Linked DNA regions of Homo sapiens: region 2 is linked to region 1. A link is an interaction called in ENCODE POLR2A ChIA-PET data of the cell type or tissue named here. Cell type or tissue: Panc1. All regions are shown on one strand. Links, peaks and the distances in the headings refer to the core of each region. The heading gives the core; the rest is flanking DNA.

Region 1 (2,919 bases), core at 284-2,783:
TGAGCTGAGGTTGCACCTCTGAACTCCAGCCTGGGTGACAAAGCCAGACTCGATCTAAGAAAGAAAGAAAAGAAAGAAAGAAAGAAAGAAAGAAAGAAAGAAAGAAAGAAAGAAAGAAAGAAAGAAAGAAAATTGCCAAGAGTAGATTTTGAGTATTCTCATCACAAAAATTGGTAAGTATATGAGGCAATGAGTATGTTCATTAGTTTGCTTCAGCCATTCCACAATGTATAGATATTCTAACACATCATGCTGTGTACCATAAACATGTACAATTTTTGTCAATTAAAAATAATTATTATAAATGTTATAAAGAAAGAAACCAGATCAAAAAAGGAGCACATACTCTATTGTTTCATTTATGTAAACTCTAGAACATTCAAGCTCATCTATAGTGACAGCAGACAGGTGAGTGGTTGTTTGGAGATGGGGGATTCAAGGAGGTAAAAGGGCATGAGGTCCTGGGGGATGGCTCTGCCTGTGGTCTTGATGGTGGCGACAGTTTCACACGTGTATACACACGTGCCAGCCCTCTGCCTGGTGAAGTTCCACCCATCCCTCAAGATTCAGGGCTGGGAGGACCGGCCAGCGGCCTCCCTGGACCCCTACCTTGCCCTGCAGTAGCTGTAGCTCCGTTGTGCCTGACAGCAGCGCTGCAGAACGCTTGTCACTGCATGGTCAGGGTCGGTGCATGAATTTCCTGTTGCTGCTGTAGTAAGTTACTATACTACAGACCTGGTGGCTTCAAACAACACGATCTTATTCTCTTACCATCCTGGAGGTCAGGAGTCTGAAATGGGCCTCACTGAGCTAAGATCGAGCGGTCACCTGGGCTTCCTTCCCTTTGGAGGCTCCAGGGGAGCATCAGTGTTCTTGCCTTTTCCAGTTTCTAGGGGCCGCCTGCATTCGTGGGCTCTTGGCCCTGCCTCCATCTGCAAAGCTTGCGATACAGCATCTTCAAGTCTCTCTCTGACTCTGACACTTGTTCTTCCTCATGCATGTTTTTTTTTTTTTTTTTTTTTTTTGAGACGGAGTGTCACTCTGTCATCCAGGCTGGAGAGTGCAGTGGCGCAATCTCAGCTCACTGGAACCTCCACCTCCAAGGTTCAGGTGATTCTCCTGCCTCAGCCTCCTGAGTAGCTGGGATTACGGGCACCCTGCCACCACGCCTGGCTAAGTTTTGTATTTTTAGTAGAGGCGGGGAGGCGGGATATTGCCATGTTGCCCAGACCGGTCTCAAACTCCTGAACTCAAGCAATTCAGCGGCCTCGGTCTCCCAAAGTGCTGGGATTACAGCTGTGAGCCACCTCGCCCGGCCCCACCTTTGTCTTTCACTTAAAGGGACCCTTGTGATTACACCAGGCCCACCCAGATAATCCAGGGAACTCTCCCATCTCAACGTCCTTAACTTAATCACATCTGAAAAGTCCTTTTTGCCATGAAAGGTAAAATATTCACAGTTTTTGGGGCATAGGACACGGACATCTTTAGAGGTTGTTATTCTGCCTGCGTTGTTTGGTTTAGTATTAATACTTGTGAAATCTCAGAGAAGAGGCTATGCTTTCTTTATCTTCATGCTCCTAGCTCGTAGCACAAGGAGCTTAGTAAGTTTTTGTGGGCTGAATAAAGTGATAATGAATGTTATTAAATGTCTATACTATGCTTATTTACTTTTTCTCTCTTTTGGACAGTTTGTCAAGATTTTGCAATCCTTGAACACAGAGACTGGCTCATAGTAGGAACAAAATATTAAGGGGATTTAGGCCGGGCGCAGTGGCTCACGCCTGTAATACCAGCACTTTGAGAGGTAGATCACTTGAGCCAGGAGTTTGAGGTCAGCCTGGACAATGTGGTGAAACCCCATCTCTACTAAAAATGCAAAAATTAGCCAGTGCGGTGGCACCTGCTTGGAGCCCCGGCTGCTCGGGAGGCTGAGGTGGGAGGATGACTTGATCCCACGTTGCAGTGAACTGAGGTTGTGCCACTGCACTCCAGCCTGGACGACAGAGCCAGACCCTGTCTCTAAATAAATAAATAAATAAATAAATAAAACAAACCAAACCTGGGGATTTAAATGCTTCCAGAAATACCAATTTTGCAAAAATAGGTGATGACACGTCACAGACCCCCAACAGCGTTGCCATGTGGACGACAAACATCTTGTGAGGACTCTAAGACCATGAGCTGAATATTGACTGGCCTGGTCACCTCTGTGCCTGGTTTTACGCTGCTCCTGGAGGGCACAGTCGCAGGGCTGGAAGTGGGTGCACCTAACACGGTATTGCCCTCAAGACTGTCTCCATACACTCACCCATATATTTCGTCGCACTTTTTAATATTCACTTACAACCCACTAAAATATGACCGTCCTTCTCTCCCTCACCTTGAACAGAAGGAAAAAACCCACACCATCATTCACTTTAATGCCACAATTGGGAAATGATAGATTCTTCTTTGTCTAAAAACCGTAGAGTGAGTCAGAGGCATAGCTAGAGAGAGAATTCGGGTCTGGCTGCCGTGCCAAGCTCTCTCTGCCCAGTGGTGGGGGTGCTTGGCCCCCTTAACTGTTGCTTAGTCACTCTGCGTCTTGCCAAAGTAAATGGAGATGTTTGAACTCTACCCCATCCACTGTTCTCTCTGGGTTTGCACCACTTCTCTGATTTCTTTTTTTTTTTTCTTCTTCTTTTTCTTTCTTTATCTCTCTCTTTTTTTATTTCTTTTTTCTTTTTTTTAAGATGGGCTCTTGCTCTGTCTCCCAGGCGGGAGTGCAGTGGCACGATCATAGCTCACTGCAGCCTCAACCTCCCAGGCTCAAGTGATGCTCCTACCTCATCCTCCCAAGTAGCAGGCCCCCACCACTACATCCAGCTAGTTTTTGTATTTTTTGTAGAGACGGGGTCGCATCATGTTGCCCAGGCT
Region 2 (2,919 bases), core at 268-2,767, 64 kb before region 1:
CAGTTAAACTTACTTCAGGAAGAGATGCCCAGACCCTCTGAATCTCCAGATCAGATGAGAAGGAACACGTGCCCACAAACTGAGTATGTAAGTGATGCTCATTTTCAACACTCAAGTGAGAAAGTGAATATCTTACTAAAGTTAAGGTGGTTGCGTTGGGACTCAGTGCTGACATTCTCAGTAGGTAATCCGCGTGGCTACTGTGAGTGAGCCTGTTAGCCTAATTCTGTGTAAACATGAAACACATCTGCCTGGCTCTGTTTGGAAAGTAGACATGAAAGAATCATCTATGTTCTAGTTTCTTATATACTTTGTGAGGTTTTTTCCAAAGTGCTATCTTTTAAGTTTTCATGTGAACTGGATTCCCTCTACTCTTTAAAATTCGTTACAGGTATTACGCTTAAGTGTTCATTGCCTATAACACGTATTTGTTTACTTACAACCGGGGTTATGGTCAGGTGAGATAGGAATAAGCCATATTGACAATTTAACGATTGTACTTCTTCATGCACAGTCACAGGACAACAGGTGTGTATGAAGAGGTAGGAGCTATTTTATTTGTTATCAGTAGAGTAGGCAGTTTATAGTTTCACACTTAAACATGTCATTTTTTTCAAAACCAAAAGCTTTTTTGGTCTGCTTCCTTTAACTTTTCATCCCTTTACCTAAAAAGCCATTCTCAGGTTTATTTAGCAGGTTAAACTTTGGAATCTGACGTTCCTATATTTAGGTATAGAATCCAAGGCAAGTGTGAATATTTACACAGATTTTTCTTTGACCTTCTCTTTAAGGTACAATACCCTTCTTTAACAGATATTCAAAATCTAGTGATACAAATCAAGAAAATATGCTCACTTTTGAAAGCCTGGTGTGCTTGCTGAAAATCTAAGGGAAGGCAGTATATTACAGTGAGTAAAGCCTGGGCTATGGATTAAGACACGGATTCAAATCCCAGCTCGGTCACTAGTTAGGAAGATTCACTTAGACAAGTTATTTAACCTTTCTTTGCCTGTGTTTCCTTATTAGGAAAATGGAAAGATGAATCCCTCATAGCTTACTCTGAGGGCTAAATGATGTATTTATATAGTACTTCTCCCTATGCAGTAGGTGCTCCTGGAGAGCTGGAACTTTGTTTTGTTCATTATTATATTCCTAGTGTTTGACACAGTGCCTAGAACATATAAATGTTCGATATGTGTTTGCTGAGTGACAAAAAAAAACTACTTGTGGGGTGCCTGGCATGTAGCAGGTACTGAGAAAGTAGTAGTGCCTTAATATTACTTACAAAGGAACTTATTTCTTAGAGATAGGCTGGAACGTTTTTACTTCTTAGTTATATATGTAAATTTTATTCTGTTTAACACACGAAGTTGAAGATCTGCCAGTTACAGTAGTCTCCCTTACCCAGGGGATATGTTTCAAACCCATGGTGGATGCCGGAAACCGTGGGTAGTTCTGAACCGTATATACAGTATGTTTTTTCCTAAACATACTATACATATCTATGGTAAAGTTTAATTGATAAATTAAGAACAGTAAGAGATTAACAGCAGTAACTAATAACATAGAACAATGATAACAATATACTCATCACAATTTCATGGATAGAAGATTCGTTTTTGCCTAAAATTGTAGCACTCTCAGCATATGGGTTTTTCCTTTCCTTCTTGAGAACTTCCACCTTTTCACTTAAATGCAGCACTTTATGACTTCTCTTTGGCATATCCCAATTGCTGGCATCACTCCTCTTGCACTTTGGGGCCATTATTAAGTAAAATAAATGTTACTTGAACACAAGCACTATGATACCACAGTAGATCTGATAACCAAGACGGCTACTGAGTGTGGAGGTGTGAAATAAAGGGATGATTCCTATCACAGGCTGGAAGCAATAAGACAGCTCAAAATTTTATGACACTACCAGAATGGCTGACAATTTTAAACTTATGAACTGTTTATTTCTGGAATTTTCCATTTACTATTTTTGGACCTTGGTTGACCACAGGTAACTGAAACTACAGAAAGCAAAACCATGAATAAAGGAGGACTACTGTATTTTGTGATAAGAAGATTAAAGTGTCTTTTCATGTGCCCTTACTTTCTAGCAGTGTGTTACAGGCAACAATGGCAGTGAGAGCAGTCCTGCTACTACCGGTGCACTGTCCACGGGGTCACCTCCCAGGGAGAATCCATCCCATCCTACTGCCAGCGCTCTGTCCACAGGATCGCCTCCCATGAAGAATCCATCCCATCCTACTGCCAGCGCTCTGTCCACAGGATCGCCTCCCATGAAGAATCCATCCCATCCTACTGCCAGCACACTGTCCATGGGATTGCCTCCCAGCAGGACTCCATCCCATCCTACTGCCACTGTTCTGTCCACGGGGTCACCTCCCAGCGAATCCCCATCCAGAACTGGTTCAGCAGCATCAGGTAGTGGATCAGGACAACTAATGTTTCAAACTCCAATGCCAGACATTCACTATGTGCTGAGCTCTCACTGTGTGCCCCAGGCACTGATGTGGAAGTACAAGGTTTTTTTTTCTTTTTCCCTTTTTCCTTTTTGTCAGGTATATTGGGGTATATTTATACACAATAAAATTCACCAGTTTGAGGGGTACAAACAAGAATTCTGACAGATGTGTACCTTAGTGTAAGCGCTACCACAATCACCATATAGAACATTTCTGTCACCCCAAACAGTTCTGTGACCCTCACCAGTCCATCTCTGCCCTGACCCTTGGTCTCCTGGCAGCCACTGGTTTGCTTTCTGTCACTTTAGTTTTGCTTTTCCTATGATTTATGTATAGAATCAGACAGTATGCTGTCTTTCGTATTCGGATTCTTTCAGTTAGCATGATGCTGTTGAGATGCACGCTCAATAGCATTTATAGCTTAGATCTGTGATCCATTTTGAGT

Evidence for each region. ChIA-PET counts read pairs that join two places held together with the same protein. Peaks named below come from ENCODE experiments on the same cell type or tissue, not always from the same donor. Only the 100,000 strongest peaks of a DNase experiment are listed, where the experiment ranks them.
Region 2: POLR2A ChIA-PET joins it to region 1 with 10 read pairs; 5 of 35 experiments call an interaction of 5 or more read pairs at or near these places.

Annotation. Positions count from the first base shown.
Region 1 is chr1:7,891,469-7,894,387 of GRCh38, forward strand. It overlaps a transcript of UTS2 not described here. Among named protein-coding and RNA genes, the nearest start is that of UTS2, 40 kb to the left of the region's middle. In Panc1, for the core only: no CTCF peak of the experiment used is centred there; no DNase peak of the experiment used is centred there.
Region 2 is chr1:7,827,729-7,830,647 of GRCh38, forward strand. It overlaps PER3 (period circadian regulator 3), which reads left to right. Exons shown (of 22, transcript NM_001377275.1): 18 at 1-87; 19 at 2,106-2,433. Among named protein-coding and RNA genes, the nearest start is that of UTS2, 24 kb to the right of the region's middle. RefSeq lists an enhancer at 1. In Panc1, for the core only: no CTCF peak of the experiment used is centred there; no DNase peak of the experiment used is centred there.